Regions from separate parts of the Mus musculus genome. Here regions 1, 2, 4, 5 and 6 are each linked to region 3. A link is a loop called in an ENCODE intact Hi-C map of the cell type or tissue named here. Cell type or tissue: heart. All regions are shown on one strand.

Region 1 (5,000 bases), 620 kb after region 3:
TTGGAATGGGTGTGTCACTGTGGGTGTGGGCTTAAGATTCTCACCCTAGTTTCCTGGAAGTCAGTCTTCCACTAGCAGCCTTTGGATGAAGGCGTAGAACTCTCAGCTCTGCCTGTGCCATGACAGCCTGGATGCTGCCATGCTCCCACCTTGATGATAATGGACTGAACCTCTGAACCTGTAAGCCAGCCCCAGTGAAATGTTGTTTTTATAAGACTTGCCTTGGTCACGGTGTCTGCTCACAGCAGTAAAACCCTGACTAAGACAGTTCTATATCAGCAGATTCTTTATCTCCCTGCCTCAGTTTCTACCACTACATCAGGCTGAAAGTCTAATTTTAGAGACAAACAACTCTCATAAAAACAATGTCTATTTTATGTTCTCAAAAGAAGAGGATAATAAATGTTCTTAATCACTGGGGTACTAGTGTGTGTGAGGAGTTGAAATAAGAAGGCCTGTGAAACAATGGGGTCCTTTAGCTCGCTGCTTTTCCTTTCATGGCATAGGTAGAGAAGTGTTATATGCCCCAACAGCTTAGAGTTTTGCTCCTGGCCCCGAGACCAGACTTCCTAGATAGCAACAAGCTTTTGACCACCAATCCCTGCCACAGTTCTTCATTGCCAGGGCCAGACACTTGCCATTGTTCTTTATAGTGATGGCCACAGGGCTTGAAGTTGGGTCTGCGGTGATGATCTTTAGACGCAGCAAGGCTATGAACAAGTCCATGAAGACAGCTGTCTGCTGTTATCCAAGGGGTACATTACATGACCCACCCACAGGACATGCCTGAAACCATGGTAGTAAACCCTACATATATGTGGTTTTTCCTACATATATGTACCGTGGTGACATTTGGCTTACAAATTAGGTAAAGTAAGAAATTAATCACAATAATTAATGGTAAAATTTTAAAAATTATAACTATATACTGCAATACAGGCTATTTATGGTTGGTTAAATTACTTATTTCTGGAATCATTTACTTCTCACCAAGCTGTGGTTGGCTACTTGTAGCTGAAGATGCAGAAAGGGAAACATGAGATGGAGCTGGGGGGGGGGAGGTGATTACTCTGAATATTTTCCAATGGACTTGGGGGGTGACTACTGTGAATATTCCCTAGATCAGAAGCAATGAGGAAGGAATTAGGCAATCCCTCCCTGCCACAGTGATCCAACTGCGGGGACTGGGTTTCACTCCATTGCCCAGACAAGGAATAGCACATGTTCTTTGGGAGGATCTCCTGGCAAACGTAGTTGTTCCTCCTCAGCATGGCAAAGCTTTCCATCAGGGTACCAGAGCTTAGGCAAAGCCAAACAAAAGCATAACCCCTTACCTGGAAGGGTCAGTTTTATTAGAAATTTTGGGAAAAAAACAACCCTATTCTTTTGTGTTAAAGACATATAAAGTAAAATGCACCACTGCCTGCATTAAAATAAACATGAAACTTACAATTTGATTTTAAAAAAATAGCTCATGCCTATAGACCCATTGGTTCAGAAACAGCACTGAGCTAGCATGTATTAATTCTGAATCTTTAGCCATCCCATAAAAAAAGACAAAAATCATCCAGGGAGATAACAAGAATTCAAACCGACAGAGGCAATGGAAGCCCCCCAGGCTGTAGACTCCCCAAAGCAACAGAACTCCAACGTCACAGCATCTCCCACCAGAGCCCGTGAACTTAGCCACTGTGTCCCTCCCTCTCACACCCTGGCATTTGGTGGAGTAGGGCAGGAGAGCCAGGCATATTCATTCACTCTCTCCAGCTGGCTGTGAGTATCCAGTGGAAAAATTTAAGCAGCCCAGGCTTTTAGCTTTCCCCCTGGGCTGCTGCTGCTCGTTGCATAACATGCTCATCAGTAAAAGAGCTGAATTGCAAATAATCTACTAACCTGGAAGGAATGTCTGAAGAGCTCCCACACACCACACTGGTACTCATTCAGTCCAGAAAGGTTTTGTGGGTTTGCTGTGATATTATTGAAGTAAAGGGTTTGGCTAGCATAGCCAGTAACTTGAGTGTGTCTTTTGATCCACATAGAAATTGTCCGTCTAAATGACATTTGTATGTTATTCTTAACTGCCTGTGGAATCAGATAATCTATTCCCCAGAAGGCTGTCAGCAGCCTCCAGTCTTTGTGAAGGTTGAGTTTCCGGCAAGGAAGGGTGTCAGGCGTGCCTGGAGGCGAGACTTCTGGAAGGATGATTCACACACTTTTATAGCTTCACTGCTCACAGGCTATGGGTTTGTTGTTTAAAAGCAATTTGAATGTATGGGATCTTTATGATGGTGTATATTCAGGGGTAATTTGAAAGTACTTTTTTCTCATGTACGTAGGCTGTCAAGGTGGGATCTGGGAGAATTGAGATTTACACTGATGTTCTAGCGTTTGTATGATCAAGCAGGGTGGAACCTCCCGTACTAATATCATAGCCCCCATCAGGTGCCAACGATGAACAGACTAAGGAAAAAAGAAATTTGTCAAAAGCCCAGACCTTGAATTTCCACCAAAGGTCTCACCAAGTGGTATAAGACAGAGTGTCAGAGTGTTCTGGGCTAGATGTGAAAGTTCACTGTGGAAGAACTCCAAAGCTTATAACTCGTCTGAAGTCAGAGAGGTATTGATTCATGCCACTCTAGAAGATCGGTTTGCAAAGCCAGTGGAGACAGCCAGAGAGAAGATAAATGAATCGGACTCAGGAGCCCACAGCTAGCAGCCACAACTGTGGCAGGGAGCTTGCCACGGATGCTGCGGCTACATTTCAGAAGCAACCGGCCCACTTGCGTCCCCCTGATGGCCCTCATGGTCCTGCAGCCTTCCCTTACTCAGCATCCTGAATCCACTCCAGCAGCCTGCCCCACCTTCTTGGCATACTTCAGGCCCAGCCCTGCCCCGCCCGGACATAGAAGCTATACTACTACTTTTTCTCACTGAAGTGACAAAATGCCATGCAAAAGCAATTTAAAGAACTTAATTTGACACACGTGACATAGCCACGAGAGTACATACTATCGTGACAGAAAAGCCAAGGCATCGCAAGTGTGAGGCAACTGCTCGCATTACAACCACAGCTGGAGAGATGGATACTGGCAAGAAATCCCAGCTTTGTCCTTTCTGTTTTGTTTTCCTTTTTAGTCAGTCCAGGACACCATCTCAGAGTGTCTTGTCAGAGAAGGAGGTATTTCCAAAGAGAAAAGTCCTTGTTCCACTTTGTTTGGTTAGTGGACTATTAAAATAAGCCACTCCCAAGAATTAGAATTTCTCTGAAAATTCTATTCTGAGGGAGTAGAGAGGCTGGAGCCCTGGTGTCAGACAGAAGAGGAACATGCCTCCCAGGGAGAGATATTACACAGTTCTGACAACTTATTAGACCTTTCAGGAGAGACTGGGAGCAGAGACAGTGATAGGTCAGTAGCAGGAAGGACCACACCTGGACCAGTATTGTTTCCTTATGCATTCACCCGGCCCTCTAAACATTTAAACCTGAAACTTCTGTCAGTATCTCAAAGAGGTTCTGGAGATCTCTGGGCCTCTTCATTTGTCCCTCTTCCTAATGTGGCCACACTGATTAAATATGTTTATTCATTTTGCTATTGTTTGTCTCTTTACTTGGGGTACAGGCAAAGAGCAGCTGAGCCTCACTTGTTAGAGCTGCCAATTCCCCGGTGTTTATCCTAAACAATCCAGTTACAATGGAATTGTGCCTCCTGTGTCTGAGTGGGTTTTCCCCTTGGTTAAATCCTATGGAAACATCTTCACAGACATGCACAGAGGTATTTGACCTGGGAGATTCTGCATCTGGTCAGGTTGAAGGTGAGGACCTACCTTCACAGAGGTGCAGAAGTAAATCTCCGTTTCTTTTCTAGACAACCTACATAGTATAGCACATGAATCCCTAACTCAAGTTCCTGGGACAAGCCTCACCCGGCATACCATGTTACAGGCCTACACAGCATTTTCACTGTCATCTTCTTATTTATTGGCTTACTCTATGTTCGGGGAGAAGGAGAGAGAGGTGAACAGAGAGAGACAGAGACAGAAAGATAGAGAGCACATGTGTGTATGTGACAGAGAACAACTCGTGGAGTTAGTCTTCTCTTTCTACCATGTGGGTTCCAAGGACTGAGCTCAGATCATGCACACTGGTGACAGATACCCTTACTGGCTGAACCACATAACCTACCCACCCCACCCCCATCCCAATCACTGCCTTTCTTTGATTAAGTCTCACTATGTAACACTTGGTTGGTCTGAAAATCACTATGGAGAATACACTGTCCTCAAACACACAGATATTTGTCTATTTTGGCCTGCTGTGCATTAACAGCTATGGCTTGTCTGTATTCAATTTGAAATTTCATACATGAAATTTTTGGATTTTAAGCAGTGTGTATTGTTGGTGTGCCATGATGAACTCTTATATTACCCTACTCCATCTCTCTGGAAGAGAATCATCCCTAACTCTCATGTACTCGTGAGTGTACTCATGGTGCAGTAGATGCTACTTGCCCACTAGTCACCCAGTATCTATCTTGGCTATCAGGCCAACCATTGAAATCTCACCCTACTTGTATTCAGGTATTGTCTGTGGTAAGCATAAAGCACCTAATAGCACCACATAAAACAAGAGTGGAATGGAGTGGAGTGAAGTGAAGTGGAGTGGAATAGAATGGATTTTCTGGAATGGTGTGGCAGATGAGCTATGGGAATATATGCTACCACTGCAAGAACCATAGGACAAACAGCCCACATAGAGTGTGAACAGCCTATGTTCCCAGGTGCCCACTAAGGCTCTTGAGATGTTTTCCCCATGTATAAGGAGGTGCTATTGAAGTCTAACATCCTACCTGGGATGTATCTGTGTCCTTGTGACTCAGCTGTTACTATTGCCCTATGAAGCCTCACTGGGTTCCCCCCATATCTTAGTCAGCCCATGCCTGTGGTTTTCTGACCGCTTCCATAAGACTCTCATTAACTTTTACCCACCTCACTCTCCTTAT
Region 2 (5,000 bases), 970 kb after region 3:
CCACCTGGACAGCACAGAAGAGCTGACCCTAGCAGTGGGGGCGCAGGTGAGCCAGCCTGAGGGGGGGGGGGAGCGTGGAAAAGCTGGCCCTGCCACTCATCTGTCTGCCACGAGGTGGTGTGTGTGCAAGGGTGACACTCCATGACGGCCCCTCACTACCTGCAGCAGTCAGGAGAGCTGGCCCTGTTCTTCCCAGGCTGAAGCACTTGGGAGACCAAGACCCTGCACCTGACAAGCAGGGCTCGTTGCATCCTTATTAGCTACCGCTGTGGAACTTACCCATTTACTTAAAACTGAGTGTCAGGGATGCCCAGAGGGCCACCTCAATGACAAACCTCTTTCTACCCCACTCTCCATTGGGAAGCATCATGAAGCAGTATAGCTTGTCTTTCTTCCTGAGGAGCAGGGCCCATAACTCCTCCCAGGACAGCCACTCCTGGAATGGCTCTTCACAAGGAACCCAGTACAACCTGGAAGGAGCTGCAACCCTCGGGGTTGATGGACTCACATTACCTGATGGTTACAAGTGCCCTCTAGAAACCAAGACTTCCAGAACCGTGAGACTTAACACTTTAGGGATCAGGAAAGCCCAATATGGTTGCTGAATGACAAGGAGCAGGCCACTCTTATGTCACCTTTTAGCTCCAGGCTTCATAGATCTACAGTGTGTCTCACCTGGGAATTTCTGTGTCTGTTTTCTTACCCCCCTACTCCACCTTTGGCCAGAGGCTCCTGGAGGACAAAGTCCATTTTTGCATGTTTCTGTGTATATACTAAGAGAAGTCCTATTGTCTGGCATAGAGGATGGGGGATGGGTGGAAGGAAATGTCACTTTCTTATGTATGGCTGTGATGTGTGTTTATTTGTACACAGGCACACATGTGTGCATTGCGTGTGCATGTGCATTTACATGTGCAACCTCGGGTATCATTTCTCAGATACTCTCTCCCCTTGTTTGTTTTGGGGATTTTTTGGTTGTTTAGTTGTTTGGGGGTTTTGTTGTGTTTTGTTTTGTTTTGTTTTGTTTTGTTTTGAGACAGGGTAGTTCACTGGAACTTGCCAAGTAGGTTAGACTAGTTAGACAATGAACCCCAGTGAGACAGAACCTTTTTCTGCCACCCCAATGCTGGTATTAGAAGCAAGAGCCACCAAGCCCTGCTTCTTTTCCCATGAGTTCTGGGGGTAAAATATAGTTCCTTGTGCTTATAAGACAAGCACTTTACTGGCTAATCTGTCTCTAAGTCTTAAAGATACTTTCTTATGCCATGGCTAACACATTTTTGGAACATCTGCCCTATTTTTTAAATACCAACTACAGTCCTGATACTGAATACTGAGTCAATAGGTCAGAGTGTCCCATTGGGACCAGCACAGGATACCTGCAAAACAAAAGTGGGAAGTAAAGAGCCAGCAAAGTTAAAAATATTATGACAGTCCATCTGTGGTCAGAAAGAGAAAAGGCATGGTGATACTGGCCTTTCCAAGAGACTTGCTTGGCCCTTGGGAAAATCGGGTCTGAAGTCAAGACCCATTTCCCTGCTGGGCAAAGCTTTCTTTACTTGAAAATCAGAGCAGACAGATCCTCAGTAGAGGCCACAGACAAAAAGTAGGTTTCTGTCCGAAAGGCCAGGAGTTCTTCGGGCTTGGAGCTGGGGGAGAGAGCGCTTGTAGAGAGTATGCATGGCTGAGGGTGTGTTCTCTGAATGTCTTTCCTTGGCTAGAAAGAACCTGGAGGAGAAGCAGTCGGGAAACATTTGGGAAAGGTCTAAAGTCACAAAGGAGTCCAGGAGTCCTCTGTGCAAAGCCAGTAGGCAGCCCATGAGGCATTCACAGGAAACAAAGAGAGAGAAAAAGAGGTCAAAAGAGCCCTCCAACCCTGCATTCATCATTCAGTTCGATCTTCAAGGAATCTGCTGACTGACACAAATTGTTTTATGTGACTTTCTGCCTGGGACCTGAAAGGACAGGCCCCTCCCAAGAAGGAGAAGATGGGGCTGAATGGGGGCGAGGCCGCGGGGGCGGGGGAGTGGAGAGACACAGGAAGCCACGACCTTAGTTCCCACGGGGGTGTTGGGCGCCATCTACTGGTAATCAAAAGAACCACTCATACCTTTTGAAGAAGGCTGTTTCTTAGAAGTGGGTATGTATGCAAAGGGAAACAGAGCCTTTCTCACTGTAGGGAGCCAGCTCTGCCTCCCCTGAGCGTGGTCTCCCGACACATAGCAATTATTCTACAATGAGAATCCAGGGTTCAAAGGCCATAGTTAGTCTGCCAAGAGCAAGAATGTGCACACTGATTGCCGCTAAGAGTACCACTCCTTATCCTAAATTCAGTAGCTGAAAGTCTTCCTGCAACATCGCTTGCCTTGTGAGTGGTTGAATGTGGCTTGAGTAACTGGTTCTTTTGTCATACAGCTGTAAGAATCCAGCAAAAGAGGCAAAAGTGAATGCAGAGATGTGAACAGTAGCTGCAGCAGCAGGCGGCTCTCAGGATGCCCGGGGCATAGCCACCCCTGTGCCTTTTTCATCTACAGCATGACAAACATTTCAAAGTTCAGGGCTGATTTCACTCCTTTCTGACCCCTGCCCTGCACTCGGCTATCCTAGACAAGTTAAAGAAAGGAGAAAGAACAAATCAAGCTGGCTAAGCTGGTTTCACACTTCAAAGACCCTTGAACCAGTCTGAGGTGACAGGTAACAGACCACCACTAAAGCTGTGAAGGAGCATTGAGAGTGTAATACTTTATTCCAGCTGCTTCATTGTCTCCTGGCTGGGAGCAAGACCCTCATTGTCTCAAAAGTCCTGTGATATTTGAGCCTACCTTGCCTCTGTTTGGCTGTACCAACCCCTCCAGCCAATCTCCTCCCCACCCGCCTCCCTTCACCCAGTGCCTTCCATCATGTTGGTCCTTCTGCACACAGCCAAAACCACGGCCACTGCCTTGGTCATGGTGTCTTTTCACAGCAATAGGACAGTGTCTAAGACACCTGCCCACCTCAATTAGCAATCAAGACAATTCCCAAAGATATGACCACAGTCCAAGTACCCCAGTAATTGATCTCAATAAGTTTTCTCATTAATCCCTCTTCCTGAGTAATTTCAGGTTGTCAAACTACAATGGAAATAACTACTGACCTGAGATTTTCACCTCTGTCCTAAGACTCCAAGACTTCCATTGCAATGGCCCCTCCAGGAAGGGAAGAAGACACCAAACATTGCCAAGCGTCAGCAACAACACACCTGTGGCTTTAGCTGCTCCTGGGCAAACATTTGCATCCTTTTCTGACAGAGAAAGAGAGAAGCTCCAAGAGGGAAAACCAGTGGCCCAAGAACATGCTGCTTGCCAGTGAGCATCAGGGCTCTCTCCAGCCTTGTAGTGCAATGAGCCTGCCCCCTGCACTGCTTCATGAGGGCAGGAGGCCAAGAAGATAGGCTGACCCTCTTCTTGCACTCTAAATGACTTCTTTCCAACTTGTAGTCATGCCGATGAATGACATTAACTCTGCTTTAGGATTTGTGGGTTCCTTCATGTATTCAAACGGACATAGCAGAGAAGAAGGCTGCATGTGTATATGTTATTTGCTCACTAATCACTCATACTGTGTGCCCTGCAGACCACAAGACACTGCCTGTCTTATCCTAGGCACATCACAGGGAACAGGGGACAGAACTGCCCGTATCTGGACCAAAAGGCAGTTCCCCAGGCAGTTAAGGTTGACAGTAAGTGTGCTACTTATTTTAATAGACCTCCGAAAAGGCATAAAGGCAAGACCCTATTGTGCCACCTGTTAGACCAAGTTTCAGCCTAGCAATTGCTTGTCCTGCTCTCTGGGCCAGCTCTATCCTGGCTGTCTCAGAAATACCTCATGTTATGAGCCCAAAGACACTTCATCCTGTGGATACAGAGAAACAGGAGACTCCCGATGCATGATTTCCAATAGAAAACACAACCCAGACACATACAGGAACTCCCTTCTACAGAGCAAAATCCCAGCTATGGTAGAGGTGTTTGCACCTGTATTCTTCAATTTCTGATCCAGTAAAAAAAAAGGATCAGGGTGTGTGTGGCTGCTGGGTATCAGGTCTTCTGTCCTAGGCAAGGGAGTTCCAGCAGAAACAAAAATGAATAAAATCATCTGGCCACAGGTAACTTGAAAACAGACAAAAACAAACAAATGAGCAAACAAAACAATGACATACAAACTGAGAGGGAAAAGCCATTGATCTACCACTCAGAAGTGAACCCTGAAGGCTGCAAGACCAACCTGCCAGGCAAGCCATACCCACTGGCACAATAGTGGCATGAAAGTTATGGGGGTAACCAACCACTTTCTGATTAGAGCTGAGCCAGGTACAGAGGAAGGAATTCATGCCTGCCTCTATAAACCTGGCCCAAAGCCCCATGGCTTGGAAGGTCACAGGTCCTAAGGGGGAACCCACCACTGCTGTGTTACAGAATGTACGTGTCATCAAACTTCCTCATAATATTTGTGTGTGTGCCCTTAAGATGGATGGGTCAGTGTTGCCCTCGACCTTGTCCAGAGACGCTTCTTCTATAGTAGACACAGTTAGTGCAGAGTTGGAACTAATGAAGTCACTCCGCTATTAATGGGACACCTATATCCACACCATACCCCACCCAAGACAAAGTTCTGCAACACTACAGAAGAGACGATAGGAAGAATATAAGAACTGATGGAAGAGTCGGCGTGCAGTGAAATGCTGTGTTCTGGACATGATGTAGCTATTGTACCTATGAACTCTCTTCATCTACGGTTACCTGTACGAGACCTGTTCAAGATCAGGCCAACAAGAGCAGTCAGTGTTCCAGCAGGCAGCACTAGCTGGACTCAGTGGGTTCTAGAAAGGGTAAGGGAAGATATGAAGATAGCGGGAGGCATGCATGTTGGAAAGTGGCTGAGGGTTTCTCCGGAAAAATGAGACAGAGCCTAGGGAATAGACATGATTAATGTGTAGATGTTCAAAATTGTCAAAAAAA
Region 3 (5,000 bases):
GAGAGAGAGAGAGAGAGAGAAAGGAAGGAAGGAAGGGAGAGAGAGAGAGAGAGAGAGAGGGAGAGAGAGAGAGGAAGGAAGGAAGGAAGGGAGAGAGAGAGAGAAAGAAAGTTTATTTTGTTAAAAAATATTCAGGGACATGATGACAACTTACATAGATGAAATACTAAATGAATTTAATATTTCTAAATTTTAACTTGTTTCACAGACTATTTTAAAATTATGACTTTTTAAAATTGCCAACAAATTCTAAAATGACAAATGATTTTCTACCTATCAGAGTTGGTCTTTTAGAAATTCTGAAGGTAACCAGTGTTGTTAATTCTCAAGGGTTCTATTCTACCAACTGGCAAGCTCTTTGTGCTGTGGAAGCATCTAAATCGCCTGTACTGCACCCTGCACCTCACCCCTTAACTGACAACAGGTTTCTTTTATCTGACTCATTACATTGATTAAACTCTGAAACAAGCTCACAAGCATTATTCAACCTAAGTGCACAACTTTGAGAAATATCAGAGTTCAGTCCCTCTGGCTTATTGTGGACAAAGACAGCAAGTTCCCACTGCAACAGTACTGAGCTATCTCCCATCGGGAACTTAGAGCAGAGGGAGTAGTCAGATGCTGATGATGTCAGCATGGTGTGACAAACATGCTTCCCCATTGAAGATTCCAGAGGTTTAGAGTTAAATTCAAGGGGCTCAGATTCGTGCAAAAGTAGTTTTCTTGCTTGCAAAAACTGTAATTCTGTGTGAGTGTGTGCGTTTGCGCATGCACATACATGCCAACACATGCTGCCGAGGTTAGCAGAAGGCAGTAGGTGTGGTCTTCTGTCTCTGTTCTCTTTGTTTCTTTGAGGCAGAGTCTCTTGTTAAACATGAAGCTTGTGTTTGCCCACTAGGCTGGCAGCCAGCGAGTCCCATTGGTCTTCCTTTGTGTTCACGGAGCTGGAGCAGCAGGCCACTACTGCATACCTGGCTCTTTCATCCTGAAGCTTGCAAAGCAAGCTTAACACAGCAACAGCTCTTCACTGCTGAGCCATCTTCCAGCCCCGCAAACATAGTTTCTGTTCTAAAGAACTGCACGGACTCTACCTCACAAAATGTCCAAGGTCTCAGCCCACTTCAGCTGGTATTAGGTCCTACCCTTTTGTCACACTTAAGGCTGTTGTGACAGTTCTAACACAAACACCCTCTGCCAGACTCATGTGGGACGTCTACAGGTTCACACAGTTTGTGCCCTAATTCCTTCAACCCCAACGGAAATCTCTTCATCTTTGATCACCAAAACTGTCACTTCTTCATTCTCTTCTGATTTTTCCACTATGCCTAATGTTTCTTGGCCCAGTTAATCTGCTCTTCTCTACCATCCACTGTCTGCCATGCCCCCCACATGGCGTTACCACCTACCTGCTTCCACCCCTGCCCTTCTTCACTCCCCACTACAGGTACACACAGAGGGAAAAGCCAAGGTTCTCTTTCCCATCTACACAAAGTCACTAACACAAGATACTTCCTAAAGCAGCAGTCAGCTTCTACTAGTGTGAATTAAAATAACAAACGATACTTAAGTGAATATACTGTATCAACCAATCAGGAAACATCTCAGTTTATAGTTGGCTGTATTGTGAATGTTACTTTTGAATGTAAATGTCTCTTGTAATCCCTGCCTTTCTGCCTACTGCAACAAAAGAACAGTCACTTTCTTCATCTTTTCCTTGGATACATCTTTAATCCCATCCGTGAACCTCTCAGATTCCATGCAATCATCAGGCAAGACTTTACCTAAAAAGCATTTTATTCCTCCAAGAACCAATGTTCTTCTGGATATATATATGCCCAGGAGAGGTATTACGGGATCCTCCGGTAGTACTATGTCCAATATTCTGAGGAACCGCCAGACTGATTTCCAGAGTGGTTGTACAAGCCTGCACTCCCACCAACAACGGAGGAGTGTTCCTCTTTCTCAACGTCCTCGCCAGCATCTGCTGTCACCTGAATTTTTCATCTTAGCCATTCTGACTGGTGTGAGGTGGAATCTCAGGGTTGTTTTGATTTGCATTTCCCTGATGATTAAGGATGTTGCATTGGAAATGTAAATGAGGAAAATACCTAATAAAAATATTAAAAAAAAAAAAAAGAACCAATGACCAATGTTCTTGAAGTTGCAGGAAAATTGCGAAAGAGATCACGAGGGGGCGCCAGAGCCACACTACAAGGCAATCCAGAGGCTGCCTCTCAGAAAGAGGTGTGTTTGCCTGCAAGCACATTGGTTTGCGGTTTGTATAGGATCTAGATTCTGTTCACTTAAGCTCACCTTGACGGAGGTCTGGACTTATCTATCACCACACCTGCTCGATTGAAAGCTGAGTCCCACAGGATGAAACAAATTTCTGTTTCTCAAGCCAAAATAATAATCATAATCATCATATAAATGGGTTATTGAATATGACTTGGCTCTGTTTTCTTGATTTGAAATCTAGCATTTCTCTGCTGGAAGGGGATTGAGAATTCCTCTACTTATCATTATCCATCTCCTCCCCACAGCATAAAACAGAGAGATACTGAGTTTGGAGAGAAAAGTTTGCCTGGTAATGATAGTCCGAGCAGTTAGTAGCAGCAATGGCGCTAATGGCAAAGCCCTGCGGTTCTAGAACCTTCGTTCCGTGGGTTTCTCCAAAGTAGCTTGAGTGTGCAGTCCCCACTATGTCCTCTGAAGCTCAGAGAAGTAAAATGCCTTCACAGGCTCTCCAGGGAGGTATGATGCTTTTAAGAATAAGTTGTCTTTGGTCTCCTAGTCTAATCAAAGGCTAATTATTTGATCAAAAAAGCCAAGATTTTCTGTTTAAAGGGCCATTCATTCTAAATTTTAAATCCAAAATGAATTTTTTTAAAATGTCAGTTGGATGTGTGTGTGTTACTGATTATAAGTAAAGAAGAATAGGTCATGAATTTGAGGATATGAGAGGAGTTAGAGGGGAAGGAGGAATGCAAATGATGCAAATACAGCACTCATGTGCACAATTTTTTAAAAAAGGATTAAACTAAAAAAGGGGCGTGGAACTAATACTGACTTGGGAAGCTTCCGTGTCCCTCTAAGCTGTGGGTTGCCGTGCGTCAAATGTGTCAAGAAAACACTCTCTCAGCACTGAATTATTTTTTAATGACGTGCTAAAGCACAGAGACTGTGAAGTCTTACTCAGGCAAGGCTGTGTGAAGTGCTCTGTGGCAGACAAGGGGTCCACAACCCCCCACATTCTTCCCTTCTCACATCTCTGCACGCATATGCCAGTGGAAGGAACAAGTCAGAAAAGTGAGAACTGACACAGATGGAATGAAGCAGGGGAGAGGGACCAGACTGGGGAGGAAGGAACCCACAGATATAAAGGGCGTGTGCAGGAAAGGCAGTCCAGACAAGAGCATTAACTGCTCACTGGTTGGACATGAGTGTAGTGTGTTCCCCGCTGATTCCCTGAGCTGAAATTGTTTCACCACTGTGAAGTATTATGGACACTCGGGCCTAGCATGATTACCAGGGGTGGGGGTGGGGGTCCATTTTGCTCTGTCACCAAAGTAGAGTCTTCATTAATGCACTGTGCTGTCCTTATAAGAAGAGAGAGGGAGACTGACCAGAGGACACAGAGCATCAGCTCCAGGCTTTTTGTCAAACCCCATATGGTAAGTAGGCCATCACCGGATATGGGACTTCAACTTTGCACGTATATGATTATGACCCCAAACACTCTTTTTAAAAAATATGAGTTACCTAATTTTAGTTTTGTTCATTATACTCACAGGAATCAGAATAATACAAAATTCAAAACATCATAGCAAACACACACACACACACACACACACACACACACACACACACACACATACATTACTCCAGCAATGCTCTACCTTATAAGGGGTCCATAGCCTTCCCAAACAGTACCACCAGCTGGAAAAATGAGTGCTCACACACATGAACCTGTGGAGGACCTTTCTCGCTCAAACCATCACTATACATTTATGATGGATTCATTCATCCACTCATTCATTACATAGCCAAGAAAGAAAAATTTTATATGTTGGCACTATATACTAAATCTCATCAACTAATTCATTGTGTTTCTTTTCTTTGTTTTTTTTTTAATCGTATTTCTAGTTTGCCTTCATGTATGTCTGTGTGAGGGTATCAAGTCCCCTGGAACTGGAGCAACAAACAGCTGTGAGCTGCCATGCTGATGCTGGGAACTGAACCCACTAGGGTCCTCTAGGAAGAGCTGTCAGTGCTAGCAACTGCTAAGCCATTGCTCCAGCCGTTCATAGTTTTCCAGATGCCACAGAGAAATGTGATGTGCAGATGCCTGGTTGAATCGCGGGACTTGGTAGAAGGGAGAATGTCATGTGAAAACTGCTAAGGATTGATTAATATTTGAGTGATTTCCATCTCAGACTGGAAATTCCATCTTCTGTGAGAGCTGCCAACTAGAATTGATCACCTAAGCTCAGTTAATCAAAACGAATGAAAAGGCTCACACACCTATAATTAATTATGACCTGAATGAGACTCCTAAACACCCTAGCCCATTCAGCTCACAATTTTCTACTCTAATTCATGACCCTCTCCTACTGGCTTCTCTCTGAACCTGCCACATGTGATGTTGTTTCATTTTTCTGCCAGTTTTTAAGCGATGGGTTTTGCAAGCTATACATAAGGAAAGAAAATGATGCTTGCTAGGCCAGTGAGGGTAAATTCACTCGTGTTGAGAATTGGATGTGCAGATGAGTTTCGAGTTGGTTATCTCCGTCCCACACTGCATCTTCCTAATCCCTCAGTACGCTCCACAAATCAGATATTTTTATTGTCATTATTACCATGCATATGTATTGTGTGAGACCACAGTTAAAATGAGTAACAAGGTTTTCTGCCCCCTTCATATCCATCAAACTACCTATTGCAATTTGTTTGATGTCTCTGTGTCTTTTCTGGGTTCATTCATTATTTTAAGCCTGGCA
Region 4 (5,000 bases), 1.0 Mb after region 3:
CTTCAAGGTCACAGGTCGCAGTCCATCATTGAGGGAAGTCAGGAAGGAATGTCTAGCAAGAACTTGAAGCAGACACCAGGATCGATGCTTCCTGGCTAGCTCTCTGGCTCACTTGGACTCATACTCAGCTAGATTTCCTTTGGTTTGTTTGTTTGTTTGTTTGTTTGCTTGCTTGCTTGCTTGCTTGTTTGTTTGTTTATTTAATGAAAGAAAGGGCCTCATCCAGGCATGGTGGTACACACCTTTAATCCCAACACTCAGGAGGCAGAAACAGGCAGATCTCTGGGAGTTCAAGGCCAACTTGGTCTACAACCCAGGCCCAGGGATAGAGCTACCCACAAAGAACTGGGTCCTTCTGCATCGGTGAATAATCAGGACAATCCCCCACAGTCATGCTCACAAGCCAATCTGTTCTGGGCAATTTCTCAGCTGGAGCTCTCCTCTCAGATGACTCTGGGCTGTGTCAAGTCGACCATTCAGGTTAACTTTAGAGTAAGCAGGAAGCCCCTCTCTCATCTTCAAGGTATCAGAGAGAGGAGGAATTACCCATCTTGGGCGGTCAAAGGAGATATTTAAAAGTCCCATGTCAACCTCAGATAGAAGCTAGTTCAACAGGAAGGTCAGGATTTGAGGCACTCGTCTCATATGCACAAGGCCCTGGGTTCCTTCCCCAGCACCAGACAGAAAATAAATCATAACTTCACCAACAGCAAGACACTCACATAAACATGGAATAACTGCTCATCCTCACTCTTAAAAGGTCAGTGTTTAATGACGATGACTGTCCTCCCTGCACAGAAGTTGAAAGAATCAAGGTGAGAAGTGAAACATCAAAGGCATCTCTTCTAAATCCAAATGTACCGTTTCTCAAGCCCACATCAGCTTTCCAGAATGTAGTAAGTACTAATGCTAACTGGAACTCTGACTACGGCTTTAGCTGCACTTAGTTCTAAGTGCATTTGGGCTTTACTAATGCTGAAGAGACTAGGGTTGTGCACAAAAAGAATTAAAGCAGAAAAACACGTTGGCTGGCTAGAGTAGTTGGCTACCATGAGTGAGGCCCTTAGTTCAATTTCCAGCACTGCTGTATGCCTGTAATGGAGGTGGTGGCAAGCAGGAAGATCCAAAAGTCAAGGCTGTCCTCAGTCACATAGCATGTTACAGCTCAAAATAACAGTAACATTTTGGGCTGCATATACATATATATATGTGTGTGTGTGTGTGTGTGTGTGTGTGTGTGTGTGTGTGTGTGTGTGTACACATACACGCTTCAGAGGACCTAAGCTTGATTCCCAGCAGTCACATTGGATCACTCAAAATCACACGTGACTCCAGTTCCAGGGGCATCCAGTCCCCTCTCCTGGCATCCACAGGCACCAGGCACACTCATGGTACTTACATACAAGCAGTCAAAATACTCATACACATAAATCGCTTTACAACTAACAGGGGTGGTGATAACTTGGTTCAGCTCCACAACATTTTGAAGATGAGTCTTTAAACTTGAGAAAACTGCCCTGTAGAATTTGCCCGCTTAGCCTTTGCTGGCTTATCCGAAGAAATAAATGTATAGAGAGCCCGTGAATTGGCCACTGGGGAAGAGCCTGATGAAATACACGTTGTTATTCAACCAATCCTATTACCATCATTATTTCCATGCTGCCTGGTAGACAGAACCCAAACTTCAGTCCAGATCTGAGTCACTTTCAGTCAGCTAAGGGATGGATCACCCAATCAGCTAATGCTGGGGGGTTGGTTTGATTTGGGGGGTTTTTTTTGTTGTTTTTTTGTTTGTTTTTTGTTTTTAGATAATCCTGAAAAATGGATCAAGATGACAAAGAACATTCTGGAAAGAAAGCACAAAGTCCTGAAATGAAAATATAACCCATTTCTTCTCAGCTTGGCTCTGCAGACCATCTCAGAAAAGGATGTTTTTACAGAGCAGAAACGTGACTGGCTGCACCTCCATTTACACTTCTTTGTTACAAAATGCATGTGACTTGTTGGGGTTCCAGCCTCGGGAGAAATCGGAGGCACTGGTGGTTACTTTCCGAAGTGAAACTTCCAACCACAACCTCCGGTGCACAAAAGGCGGAGTGAGTCACAGGAAGAGGCCACTTGCTTGCAAAATGCATTAAAAGTAATGCAGGCTGAATGGACTTCCTGCACCAATGAACAGATAGCTGGCATCGGGACAGGCTCCTCGAGGCTCCCAAACATTTCGGGGAGGACGAGACCATTAGAAATCTGGGCACATCCACCTCTACCCTGTTCCCTGCGTTCTCACTCTGCCCAGGCTGCCAGACCTGCTGTCTCCCAGGCCTGTGGCTCCCATCTGAGATTCCCCAGGAAGGCAGATCTGACTGGATGCTTCCACAGGGTCAGAAGGACACCTTGTGACTTAAGCAAGCACCTGTGGCTCGGTCTCCAAGATCCTTTAATACAAAGAGGTGAGGTGGTCTTTGTAGCAGCTTCTCCCGGTTTGAGCAAGTGGGGTGGAGCTGATGTGAGTCCTAGGCTGATAGCATTACAGCATTCCTGAGCTGGCCAGATGACAGACGTGAGCCCGGGCCTGGGCTGCAATGGTCCACAACATGTGAGTGCATCCGAACCCCATAGGACTTATTAAACTATTCTCGGAGGCCCACACCCACTGCTAGGGTCGGTAGGTCTAGGATAAGGTCCTAAACAATTTTATTTTTAACAAACTCCCAGGACAAACTCCCAGAACCTCCAGGGCCACAAAGAACAGATTTTAAATCTCAACAGACTGGCCTCCAAAGCTCACTTAAAGATTTGGGCCTCGGATTGAGCTCATCCAAGGGACATCCGCACTGAAACAGTCCCCTGAAGAAACTCCCCTGCCTCCACACAAATCCAACCCACAACCTGGCTGGTCTCCAAGCCTGGGACCACAGGGAAAGGCCTTTGTCAAAGCAGAGGCTGTTTTGAAAGGCTATTCGGTCAAACAAGAACCAACTGTGCCCCCCTGTGGCCACCGGCTTTCACTGACTTCCAGGATCAGCTTCTCTGGTCAGACTCTGCTTCCCTTTGGGGACCAAGCCTGGCTGTACCACAAGTGATAGCAATTATCCTCTTTGGTGCTACAGGATAAAAAGAGAGGTTACAAATGTAAAGTCTATCCTGGGGTGTAGAGCATGGACTTGCCTAGCATGCATGAAGCCCTGGTTCAATTCCCAGTACCAAATAAAAGACACTCATTGTGGCACATGCGTGCAATCCCAGCACTGGGGGTGGGGGTGGGGTGGCAGTAATGATCTAATTCAAAGTCATCCTTGACTATAGTGTTTCAGGCTATCCTCATGAGTCTGTCGGAGACACTGATGCTGCGAAGATAGCTCAGTGGATAAAGCACTTGCCAAACAAGTGAGGGGCCCAGCATTGAAATCCCCAGAACCCACAAAAAATTCAGATGTGGTGGTCACCTATAATCCTTGCAACTCACAAATCAGAAATGGAATCATTTTACAAGCTGACTTGAAAAGGGAAAACCCCTGGTGTTCCCCTGTACTGGGGCATATAAAGTTTGCAAGACCCTGGGGCCTCTCTTCCCAGTGACGGCCGACTAGACCATCTTCTGCTACATATGCAGCTAGAGACACGAGCTCTGGGGTACTGGTTAGTTCATATTGTTGTTCCACCTATAGAGTTGCAGACCCCTTCAGCTCCTTGGGAGTGGGTAGGTAGGGGAGCAGGGCGGGGAGGGTATAGGGAACTTTCGGGATAGCATTTGAAATGTAAATAAAGAAAACATCTAATAAAAATAAATTTTTTTTAAAAAAGGGGAAAACCCCGGAGACCCGTCACCTCTCGTATTTCAAGGGAATGGGCACAGTGCTGTTCACACTCCAGAACCATGATAGAAAACACAGATAGACAAAGATGGTCGAATGGAGTCTCAGCTCTGATGTTGGGACCAAAGGCCTCCTGAAGAGAGTTAAGTCCCAGAACCTGTTTCAAAACTGGGCCTCTTTAACTTTCCTCTATGACAATTCCATTCCAGGACCGACCGCACAGGGGTCACGAAAGCTGTCTCAGAGCTGATGGTTAAGACCAGTCCCCCCCACACACACCCAAATAGTTTTTGGCTTCTGATGCAAAATGGGAATGTGTTACTCTTTGAAACCAGACCAAGCCCTTCAAATTCCCAGGTGAACAAAGCTCGTCTCTGGGAAAGTCTAGGCATCCAAAAACTCATTCTGTCTGCATGGGGGTATGAACTGCGGGGACACAGGAGAGCCTTGGGTACCACCATGGAGGTCTGGTGTCAAAGGATAAAGAGAACACAGATGAATGAGTGGCCTATAGACAAGTTTATCCTGGTTTTTATTTCAGATAAGAGAGCCTCAGACACTGCAGTCAGGTAGCATAGATCTGTGGAGCTGTCCGAGGGTTTCTTCTGTCTGTAACATGTTGAATCTACAGACACCCGGGGACCTGTTAGAATTTGGACTCTTCAGTTTTTACCCAGAAGTGCCATTAGCATTTAAGGATGATACTCTTCCATGCCCTCCATAATCACCAAGGCCAACACAGCAATCCGCAGGAAGCCTCCGGCCATTGCTAGTACAGTGTTAATAGGATATGACCAACCTCAGCTCAAACTAGTCAAGGGCTTTGATGGACTCCTTCAAAATGAAAAACTAAGGACAAATATCCAAAAGAGGGGGACAGGGTCTATGAGGTGAAGACACCTCAAACATGGCAAACAGGACCTGTGAAACACTATGTACTGAACCTTCTTCTCTGCCTCCTGGCTCCTCAACACTCCTTCCAGGCCAGAGAGGAGCCATGGTATCTCAAACAGGTCTCTCAACTTGATGATCCAATGTGGGTTGTGCAAGGACCACATGCAATCTCTTTAGTGGAAAGGACGCATTCATATCTCTCAGGAGTAAACGGGGTTGGTATGATACCTGTATGAACTCAAATAACAGCAAAGGTCTTTACTCCCATAGTGAAGAGTTCATAGCCATAAG
Region 5 (5,000 bases), 700 kb after region 3:
CCATCTGAACTGAGAAGGTGGACCACCCACCCCTAGGAGTTTTCCATTCTTCCTTCTCAATGCTTGGCTCTGCACCTTAGGCAAGTGTTCCACCACAGTGCTGTGTCCCAGCCTCTTCACTCCTTTTTGTTTGTTGCTGAAAAACTGTTTTGCAGAAGGTATGTCTTCCCCAGCAGAGCCACAAGCTCACACCTTGCTTTTCAGTCTGACTCCCACCTCCACCCCCACCCCAAGATTCACATCCCCCACAGCATCTGAGTTTGAGGCACTTCCTTGAGCTAGCTGTCATATTTTGGCCTCTATTGATCCAATGACTAAATACTGATGATGTTCATTATTGATCATCCACATTTGGGGTGGGGGTAAATTATTTTTATATTCAGAATATGATGTTTAAATACTAATTTACACAAGGTAAAGCACAAGGTAGTAATTTTGAAAGGGTCAATAGGATATGTAGTACCCCTGAGTTTGGGATCTTTTATCAAGAAAGACCTATGAGCCTCTCCAGAGCCATGCAATAACAACTGTATTCGCTACAATTATGAGGGAAGGAACACAGATAGAAAAAACATTATAGAAACATACAGGAAGTAGGCACATTCTTGATGGCCACAAAGAGATGGCTGTTGAATATTCTTATACTATATTTAAAGATTTGTTTTTAATAAATTGAAGCTTGCTTGAGAGTGGGTTGCTGATATCTTTGGCAGTTGTGTTCTGCAGCTGTACCAAACCTTCATGATTTCCAGAAGGCATCACAAACAACTTGTACATCTACTTTATCTCAGCTAATTATAAGTTATACATCAGTAAAATCTAAACATAATGTCATACTGTTTTCTTTACATCACTGATGTCACAGGCGTCAAATTCAAAATCCAAAAAGGCAAGAGACCATCTCAAATATTGTGAGATTTTTCTGTATGACAACAAATCCCATTAGAGATGTTCTTCACACAGAGCTACTTCCATTTCAGTTTTTAGCAAATCTCAAGGGTGCTCACAGCAGAAGGGATGGCAGCATTTCTGGGCTGAGAGAAATCTGAAGTCATAAGCTCCCATCATCTCAAGGTGAAGTACTTCTTGAAGCATTCATGGAATCCAGGGGTAGGGGGCGGGTTGAAGACAGTCCAGGGTACAGTCTCAAAGCTATACTCTCCTGGTAGCCTCAAGAAGTCAGGAACAGGCTCCTCCTCTTTTTAACTAAACAAAAACAGTGAGTGGTATGACACCAGTCACCCCTCATCCACCTTCCCTCGAGAATCAAGCTGAACAGCATCCTTCCCCAGAAATACTCTATATACTTCAAAATAGTTGTTTTCAGTGACTTCATGATGTTAACCTCTGAACATAATGACTCAGATTGATGTTCCAGTTAAATGTGAGTCTTACCTCTTGAACCATTTAGCACAGTCTGACCTCCTTTCAAAGATTACCTAGAAATACAAATTCTCCCTTTCCGTACATCCCTGTTCACCTTCTGAAGGTCTGCTTCAATTTCTACATGCTCTGCCTTAAAATAGGAAATGAAATCTGTTCCACATATTGTAAGCATGGCTTGGGGAATGTTTGAATAACACAGACATAAACTTATACTAAACAGGACATTTTGCAATTTAACCAAAAGTATGTGTTCTCCCTTTTTAGCAACACGATACCCACTTTTTTGATGGCACGGACAAGCATGTGGAACCTCCTTCTCCATGTTACCAATTTTACCGCATTTCTGTGTCTCCACACCCTACATAACAAATGGCCACCTTTTCTTCTTCAGTTTACTATGGTTGACCTAGAACATGCTTTCTTTAAGGTTGCCACAAAATGTGCCTTTGCTCTAGTCTTTCTACGAAACTAGGGCAATCTGTGGAAACCCAAATCTGACTATGTCTTTCCTCTGTTTAAAATTAGTTCATTGTTCCATATGCAAACTTCTCCACGTAGCATTCGAGACTCTCTGAGACATGGCCTATTTACATCTCAAGCTCATCTTCTGATCCACCTCAGACTGAGCCATCTGCAATGACAGCCTGTTTGGTGCTCCAAAGCCCCTCTGGGAGCTTAACACCCTGTCCTTTCAGCACCCTCTTCTGGAAACTTCTATACCCTTTTTGTCTTCACCCCCATGCTTTAGCTAGTGCTCTCCAACCTAGGGCAATGGTGAAAGCTCACTATGAAGCAAGAGCCCCCATGGTCCCTGTACCTTTCTATTTTATGTAGGTTCTAACATGAGGACTTTGTGATTTTCCTATGGGGCTGTACCTTCAGCCACCAGGCACCTTCCACACAGGACCAGCATCCTAAGTGGATACAAGAACAAAGAAACATCAGAGAGATTAAGTTCTGGGCTTTTAAGGTCTCGACAGCTTACAGCGTTTACAGACTTGGACTCACCTGTCTTTCAGAAATAAGAAGGCTTTCTGGGAGCCTGGCCTGCTTTCCCTGATCTCTGAAATCCTAGCTTGCTTCTATACAATAGAAAGCACTCTGCTCTTCCTCCCATGGAAGGTCTCAGCATCCAGCTTTCAGAATCAAATAGGAAAAAACTCACCTTTCTCGGCCCTAGCATCATCCTCTCCCACTCTAACTTATTATTCCCTAATTAGCTTCATTTTAGGGTGATTAATAGTTACGTTAGCCACTTCTCCTTTGAGACATTCCTATTGTCACCTAGGAGACACTGGTCCTAGATTAATACCCCACCACCACAAAAAAAAGAAGAAAGACAGAAAGTGAGAGAGAGAGAAGGAAGGAAGAAGGAAGGAAGGAAGGAAGGAAGGAAGGAAGGAAGGAAGGAAGGAAGGAAGGAAGGAAGGAAAGAAGGAAGGAAGGAAAACTATGTCAGATGAGTACATTCAAACACTGAACAAAACTTCAATAGTGGATCAGGAGAAAATCAAACCTGTATCCTTGCAGGGTTTTCCAGCTAGAATTAATAGAGTTCAGCCATGCGTGCTGTGCCTTTGGCCAGGAAGCTCCGAGATCAGATGTCTCAATGAGAAGTCACATGAGCTCAGAGTGCAGAGGCTTGCTTTCTGCAGGAACAAACCTTAGTTGACCTAGATCCCACTGTACATGCCTAAGAGCTGGCTGGCTTCTTCCACTTGTGAATTACTTGTGTTTCTAAGGAGCCTTTTTTACTCTTTGTCACAGGTTTTAGGAAATCTCATCTTCTGTGTTGTCACCAGGATCTCTCTGGACTCCTCTTAGCTCCTGAATTCTTGTCATCTGCATGGAGAATTCAGATGAGACACACAGAACACAGCATAAGAGACAGACTGTGTAGAGAACAGTGAAATGCACTCATGGACAGTGGCTAAAGAGACAGCTGTCTCCTCCATTTAAGGTAGGATTTATACCATTTTAAACAACTCTAGAGCAGGCAGTTTTTCCTGAGGGAGCATTTTTGTGTCTAGGTGATTGACAGTCCTGATTTGATTAGCTCATACAGGTGGGAGCAACCATGTGTGTGTGTGTGGTTATTTGTGTTTGTTTTTGTTTTTTGGGGGGTTGTTTGTTTGTTTGTTTTTTCTTTATCAGAAAACCACCAGAAAAGATTACCACCAGTAATCTTGTGAGGTTTGGGGTTCCTGGAGCCAGGTTAGATAAACATCTGCTGCTGGTCTTCCAGGCAGCTCAGGATGTCCCGTCCCCTCCGGGGGCCAGAAATATGACTCAGTAATTAAGGTCCCATGGTTCTAGTCACTGGTCTCCACATTGTTGATTCCGTAGGAAACGTCTACTCCCGCATCCCTCAGGTCTGTTACTCAATAACCAGCTACCTAACAACGTGTTGTTGAAGGCCATCATGACTGAGTTTTCCAAGGGGAGGTGGCATGTGCTTTACTGTTTCACCTTGGTGGAAAAGACACCGTCCTGGTGATCAGAACACCTGCCCCAGCACCAGCGACAAGAATGAGCACTGCTGGCCTTTGGGTATTCCAGTTTCCCCTGAAGGCACTTACTGCTTGGCTGCTCCAAAACTTCAAGTACATGGGTCTCCTTTCTATTCTTGAGACAGTGAAGCTAGGTAATCCCTAATTAAAGGGCCTCCATGTGCACTATTGTTCTCTCTGAAACACATTCCCATGACAACACACACACACACACACACACACACACACACACACACACACACACACACACACCTTGCAACATTCTGACCTTCAAGCACCTCTAGGTCTCCTTCTGATCGTTGTCCACCATGTTCTGTGATTAGTCAACTTTCTACTGCTGACACAAATACCTAGAGTCAATAACTGATCAAGAGGAAAATAGTTATATTGACTCATCGTTTGAGTTTATGGCTGTTTGGGTCCATTGAGGGGGGATCTATGAAAGGGACAAGCACCACAGCAGGGGGCACAGGATGATTCAAAGCTGCTCCCACTCCAAGGCTTCTGAGAATCAAAGAAAAAGGAGGAAGGGGAAGGGGCTTGGGTCTGACATCCCTTTATTCTTCATGACTTCCATTAAGTCTCAAGCCTTAGGGGTTCTACCACTGCCCAATAGCGCCCCAGGCTGGCAATCAAACATTTAACACATGGCCTTCAAAAGGCATTCCAGACCCAAATTGCAGGAAAAAGCAAGTTCAGACTTCCCCTTGGAAAGTCTTCCCTGTGGGTCTGAAGAGGCAGCTCTGTGATTACCAGCATGTATTACTATTGCAGGGGACCCAAGTTCAGCTCCACGAATCCACATCAGATGCGGGACAAACCATGTATCTATACATTCTTTTTTTTTTTTTTCATTTTTTAAAATTAGGTATTTTCTTCATTTACATTTCCAATGCTATCCCAAAAGTCCTCCATACCCTCCCTCCCCCACCCCTACCCACTCCCACTTCTTGACCCTGGTGTTCCCCGGTACTGAGGCATATAAAGTTTGTAAGACCAATGGGCCTCTCTTTCCACTGATGGCCAACTAGGCCATCTTCTGATACATATGCAGCTAGAGACACGAGCTCCAGGGGGTACTGGTTAGTTCATATTGTTGTTCCA
Region 6 (5,000 bases), 480 kb after region 3:
CGCAATAGGAAAGAAGGAAATGGAGCCATGAAAGTTTAATTTATTGCGGTGACTGCATTTTAAAAAAAGGGGGGGAAAGAACAGAACTGCAGGGGGTGGTGACAAATACAGCGACTCACCTGCTGTGAGCAGGCCCTGTTTGTATAAAGGAGGCCCAGCCTGTCTAAACACTTGTTTGATGGTGTAGGATGGAGAAGGAGAGGGGATCCCCACCCTCCAAGGCACAGTGTGATATGCTGGCTCCCTTGTGACATTTAGGAAGGCGAGCACTTGGTTTGAGGGTGATCAGCAGTCTGGCTCCAGCACCCTACCAGATACTGGCCTGAGTGAGTAAGGTGGGCCCAGTGCCACCTCAAATCGCAGAGTGTAATAACAGTAAAGCACAGGCAGCTAAAGTGGCAGGGATAGAAACTGACCGAAAGAACTCCTCCAGCAAAGCCCATGGCAATCAATAGGTGGGGAGCCGGCTGGGGAAATCAATAGGTTACCAAGGTGCTGACTCATGCTGGTCAGTGCTCCTCCCCGGGAAAACATCATCTCTGCAGATTGCAGAGGGGATGTAGACTCCTACATCGCTGCATTCATTCATTCGTTCCTTCATTCATTTATTCATTCATGTTTCCACGCAAAGTGAGGCTGGGAATCCCACCAAGCAGGAAATCTGGACAAACATGGAGGTGGGGCTAAACCACGTTTTTCAGAGGCTCTGGGGTCTTGGACTCTGTTAGCATTCCTTCTAAGTTATGCTCAACAGTTACATGGCAAAAGCCAGGGAGGCCTGGCTTGCTATAAAAGGGGCTGTTTGGCCCCTCCTCGCTCTTCTCTTCTCTTCTCTTCTCTTCTCTTCTCTTCTCTTCTCTTCTCTTCTCTTCTCTTCTCTTCTCTTCTCTTCTCTTCTCTTCTCTTCTCTTCTCTTCTCTTCTCTTCTCTTCTCTTCTCTTCTCTTCTCTTCTCTTCTCTTCTCTTCTCTTCTCTTCTCTTCTCTTCTCTTCTCTTCTCTTCTCTTCTCTTCTCTTCTCTTCTCTTCTCTTCTCTTCTCTTCTCTTCTCTTCTCTTCTCTTCTCTTCTCTTCTCTTCTCTTCTCTTCTCTTCTCTTCTCTTCTCTTCTCTTCTCTTCTCTTCTCTTCTCTTCTCTTCTCTTCTCTTCTCTTCTCTTCTCTTCTCTTCTCTTCTCTTCTCTTCTCTTCTCTTCTCTTCTCTTCTCTTCTCTTCTCTTCTCTTCTCTTCTCTTCTCTTCTCTTCTCTTCTCTTCTCTTCTCTTCTCTTCTCTTCTCTTCTCTCTCTCTCTCTCTCTCTCTCTCTCTCTCTCTCTCTCTCTCTCTGACTCTCTTCTCTCCCTGACCCCTTTCTCCCTCTCTCCCTTTTCCACTTTCCCTCTTTCTCCAATCACTTCTGGCTGGCCTCCTCCTCCTCCCCCCCCCTTCTCAACCCCCTTTTCCATGTCTTAAGTAAACTGTATTCTACACTATGCCCCTTGTATGGCTGGTACCTCGGGGGAAGGGATGCCTCAGCATGGGCCCACCAAGGAGCCCCGCCCACCATGCCAAGCTCTTCTAACCATATAAAACACAACAGATACAGCAGCACCACATGGGGATTCTCTGCAGGAGAAAAACAAGTTTCTGAGAGAAAGAGATCTCCACAATCATTCTTAGGGAGGTTTTCCTGGCTGATTAATGGGAACAGGGAGCTGAGAATGTGCCTGCACTGACCCCAAAGACTACATGATTTCAGGCCAGCCAGGATTGCTGTAGAGAGGAACAAGAGAAGGACTAAAGTGTCATTGAGGTTGAAGGATAGGGGTAGTAGAAGATTGGGAACATGGATTTAGCCCTGACTGTACTGAAGACCTCAGGGAAGACTTCAGCATGAGGGAAGCACTGGGAAAAGCACAGGAGGAAGAGGACTTCTCATTAGAGCAAGTCGGTGGAAGGACAGAAAGTTACACAGATAGCTACAGTCAGGCAAGAGGGATGTTGAGGGCTGAGCAAGGCAGGGGAGCACAGACCAAACAGAGGGTGTCCCAGGAGCTCTGCCAAAGGTCAGTAGAGGTCAGTGTAATGGATACTGAGACACAGACTGCTCCAACCAACACTTCAGCGCAAACACCTAGGGCATGATGCGATTGTGAGAGCCATTATTGACTACATAATCAGGAACTGACTCAGACGGACCTTCACCTATCTGTTTTATCGCAGTGTGTTACCTCATTTTATCCCCAAAGCCACTAGCAGACAAGAAAGCACTTCTTCTAGCCCTTTGGGTTAAGATCAAATGTAAAGACAAAAATCAAATTCCAAAGCAGGGGCTGGAGCAGAAAGTTCTGTGCTTAAAAACACTGGCTGCTTTCTCAGAGGACATGGGTTCAATTCCCAGGAGTTGCACACAAGCTCAGAGTGCCTGTAACTCCTATTTCAGGGACGCTGACTCCCCCTTCTGGCCTCCTAAGGGGTTAGACAACAAGCTTGCACACCCATTTACATATAAATAAATAAATAAATAAATAAATAAGTAAATAAATAAGATATAATAAGAAAGGAAGGCAGGCAGACACTCCTCACATTATTTAAAAACAGAAAGACAAATCATAGTAAAGTTTAAATTTGTTCAAAATATTTAATACCTGGTGTAGTTGGGATACTAATACCAGCACTTGGTTGTTGGGGGCAGAATATTCACACTATGTAGTAAGAGTCTGAGGCCAGCCTGGCCTACTTGGGACCCCTATTAAAGCAGCAACAAAAAAGATCTCTGTCAGTTCTAGAGTTGCAAACAGAACTTGTGTCTTTTACATTTCAAGCCAGGATGTGTTTCCTGCCCTCACTCCTGGGGCCTTCCTTCCCTCTCCCCATCCCCCCTACTTTCTTCTTTATAGGGTAGCTTCTTAGGAGCCAGAACCAACAGTAGATCTTAAAAATGAGGTAGGTTGAAACACCCATGATTCCTGACAAACAGAAGGGAAACCTGTCATTACGTGCCAGGGAAGGAGAGTTGGTCCTGATCATTTGAGATCTATAGCAGCTGAAGTTATCCCCTCCACCCAACCCCCACTTCCATCCTGCTCCACCCACAACCTTTTCTTGGTATCCCACAAAGAAGGTAGCTCTGAATGAGAGAGTAAAGAAGAAATTTATAACCTCGCAAGACCCTCTAAAACAGAGCCTCACAGGAAACACACCTACCCTGATCCTACAGCAAGCCAACCTGCATTTGTTATAACCTACACACTTTTCAGATTTGCAATCAATCCCCTTGCATTTCTTTCCAACTAGAACCTTTACCTGTTGCTCTTCCACTGTTTTGCTGGCTGCATCTGTTCCCCTTAATCATCAGAGCCTCATTTTCTGATGTCTCTCCACCAATGTCATTCAACTTTACCTGATCTGTTTCCAGCATACACAGGTGTCAGCATAAGGGTTCTAGGAGTTAGGAGCGCACTCTCACTTGTGTCTGCGTACGTGTGTATGTGTGTGTGTGTGTGTGTGTGTGTGTGTGTGCGTGCGTGCGTGCGTGCGTGCGTGCGTGCGTGCGTGCGTGCGTGCGTGCGTGCGTGCGTGCGTGCGTGCGTGCGTGCGTGCGTGCGTGCGTGCGTGCGTGCGTGTGTACAGGAGTAGAGTCACCAGAAATTTAGGAGCCAGTCTGCACTCTCCTTCAGAGATAAGGGATTGAACTCTGAACAGGAACAATGGAATACTCTAGCTCCTGCCCTAAACTGCAGCTCCAGCCACTCCCTACCCATAGGGGAAGCAGCCCAACCTTGTAAAAAGACTCTGATGAATAATTAAGTCACCATTTACAAGAAACTCTAATCTTAGTGCAGTTCAAGGTAAAGACAGACTGCAGCCCTGGACAGCCAAGAACAGCATTGCCAGAACACTCAGGACACAGGCCTCCAGCCAGACAGACACTGGTATTTTTTTTTTCTAAATACTGTCGCCAAAAAAGCTCAAGTCAGAAAGTCTCTGTCCCTCTGGCAACCCCAGTATATCAGTAATAATAACAATAAAAAATAATTAGCTATGATTTAGGATTGCCTATTAAGGACTCAGCAATGTGAGTTTGTATTATTTTATTTTAAATACTACCCATCCCTCCATGAAATCTCCATAGCATTATTGTAGCAAAAGAAATGAGGAGGTTATACTAACTGAAGTCCCACTGTTAGTAGGAATCAACTCATAGCCAGAATATTGCCTGTCTATCCACTTTTCAGATTTGCCACTCCCTTGCATTTCTTTTTTTGGAGAAACTGTTTCTCCAGATGAAGGTTTCATTTATTTCTGTATCTTCTACACCTCAACAAAAGCATTTCAATTATTTGGATATATATTACATGAATATATTGTACATTGATTACAGTGCTGAGTGGATAGTTTTAATTTTACATTATTTTAGCACAGTGAAAAATCTGATCTTTCTTCCTAGAAACCCACACATGTAAATGAGTTTTTCATAAAAGGCTATATTCCAGATGAATTTTAAAAAACCACTTGTGATTCAGGTGACTGAAAGCATTTGTGTAAATGTAAAGCATTGTGTGTTCTACAAGAAGCTCTGGGACAGGTCAGCCTTTCCCTCATAATCACCTTGCTTCCTTTTCTATATAGACTGTTGGTCCAGGAGGTCCTACTGGTCAACCTTTCACTCTGCACTGGAGCAGAGCAGACTCAGAAGGTACATTGCCAGCTGTCACAAATGGTTCTGGGTAGCTTAAGCTTTGTTCCACTGATAGTTGGGATATTTTTACCTCTGCTGTTTTCTGTGTTTTGTCTAACTGTCTAGAGAACAGATAGAAGCCCTTGTAAGTGTCGCAGTTTTGGTTTGTTGTACTGACAACTGGAACAAGATGATATTAACATGACTTTTCACCAAGTCTTAGAACACCTTGTTCTCCCATGGCTCCTACCACCACTCTGCACAGGCCCCTCTAGATATGATGACTGAATCCTTATAGCAACTCAGAGTCAGACTGAAGATAATGGTCTGGCTGAGTAAATCTT

Evidence for each region. A loop is a pair of places that touch in the nucleus more often than their neighbours do. Peaks named below come from ENCODE experiments on the same cell type or tissue, not always from the same donor. Only the 100,000 strongest peaks of a DNase experiment are listed, where the experiment ranks them.
Region 1: a loop joins it to region 3, with 2.8 times the contacts of the local background. A loop is called at or near these places in 2 of 42 quality-filtered maps.
Region 2: it touches region 3 in a loop (9-fold over the local background); 29 of 42 quality-filtered maps call a loop at or near these places.
Region 4: it touches region 3 in a loop (8-fold over the local background); 25 of 42 quality-filtered maps call a loop at or near these places.
Region 5: a loop joins it to region 3, with 3 times the contacts of the local background. A loop is called at or near these places in 8 of 42 quality-filtered maps.
Region 6: a loop joins it to region 3, with 3 times the contacts of the local background. A loop is called at or near these places in 9 of 42 quality-filtered maps.

The regions. Positions count from the first base shown.
Region 1 is chr12:16,149,475-16,154,474 of GRCm38, forward strand. No RefSeq gene overlaps it. Among named protein-coding and RNA genes, the nearest start is that of Gm48606, 80 kb to the right of the region's middle. In heart, no CTCF peak of the experiment used is centred here; DNase peaks (open chromatin) are centred at 1,777, 2,157 and 2,847.
Region 2 is chr12:16,507,493-16,512,492 of GRCm38, forward strand. No RefSeq gene overlaps it. Among named protein-coding and RNA genes, the nearest start is that of Lpin1, 80 kb to the right of the region's middle. In heart, a CTCF peak has its summit at 150; a DNase peak (open chromatin) is centred at 2,029; H3K4me3 peaks cover 491 bases; H3K27ac peaks cover 1,474 bases.
Region 3 is chr12:15,533,788-15,538,787 of GRCm38, forward strand. No RefSeq gene overlaps it. Among named protein-coding and RNA genes, the nearest start is that of Gm40287, 70 kb to the right of the region's middle. In heart, a CTCF peak has its summit at 2,193 (motif pointing right); a DNase peak (open chromatin) is centred at 2,214.
Region 4 is chr12:16,530,501-16,535,500 of GRCm38, forward strand. No RefSeq gene overlaps it. Among named protein-coding and RNA genes, the nearest start is that of Lpin1, 57 kb to the right of the region's middle. In heart, a CTCF peak has its summit at 2,992 (motif pointing left); DNase peaks (open chromatin) are centred at 2,181 and 2,911; H3K27ac peaks cover 824 bases.
Region 5 is chr12:16,229,243-16,234,242 of GRCm38, forward strand. Gm36372 (a long non-coding RNA gene) reads right to left here and starts at 3,202. Exons shown (of 4, transcript XR_381302.4): 1 at 2,903-3,202. It overlaps Gm48606 (a long non-coding RNA gene), which reads left to right and starts at 3,014. Exons shown (of 2, transcript XR_003950290.1): 1 at 3,014-3,346. In heart, CTCF peaks have their summits at 2,096 (motif pointing left) and 4,531; no DNase peak of the experiment used is centred here.
Region 6 is chr12:16,012,025-16,017,024 of GRCm38, forward strand. It overlaps Gm36235 (a long non-coding RNA gene), which reads right to left and starts at 3,502. Exons shown (of 8, transcript XR_872507.1): 1 at 3,379-3,502. In heart, CTCF peaks have their summits at 2,439 (motif pointing left) and 4,635; a DNase peak (open chromatin) is centred at 4,697; H3K27ac peaks cover 1,401 bases.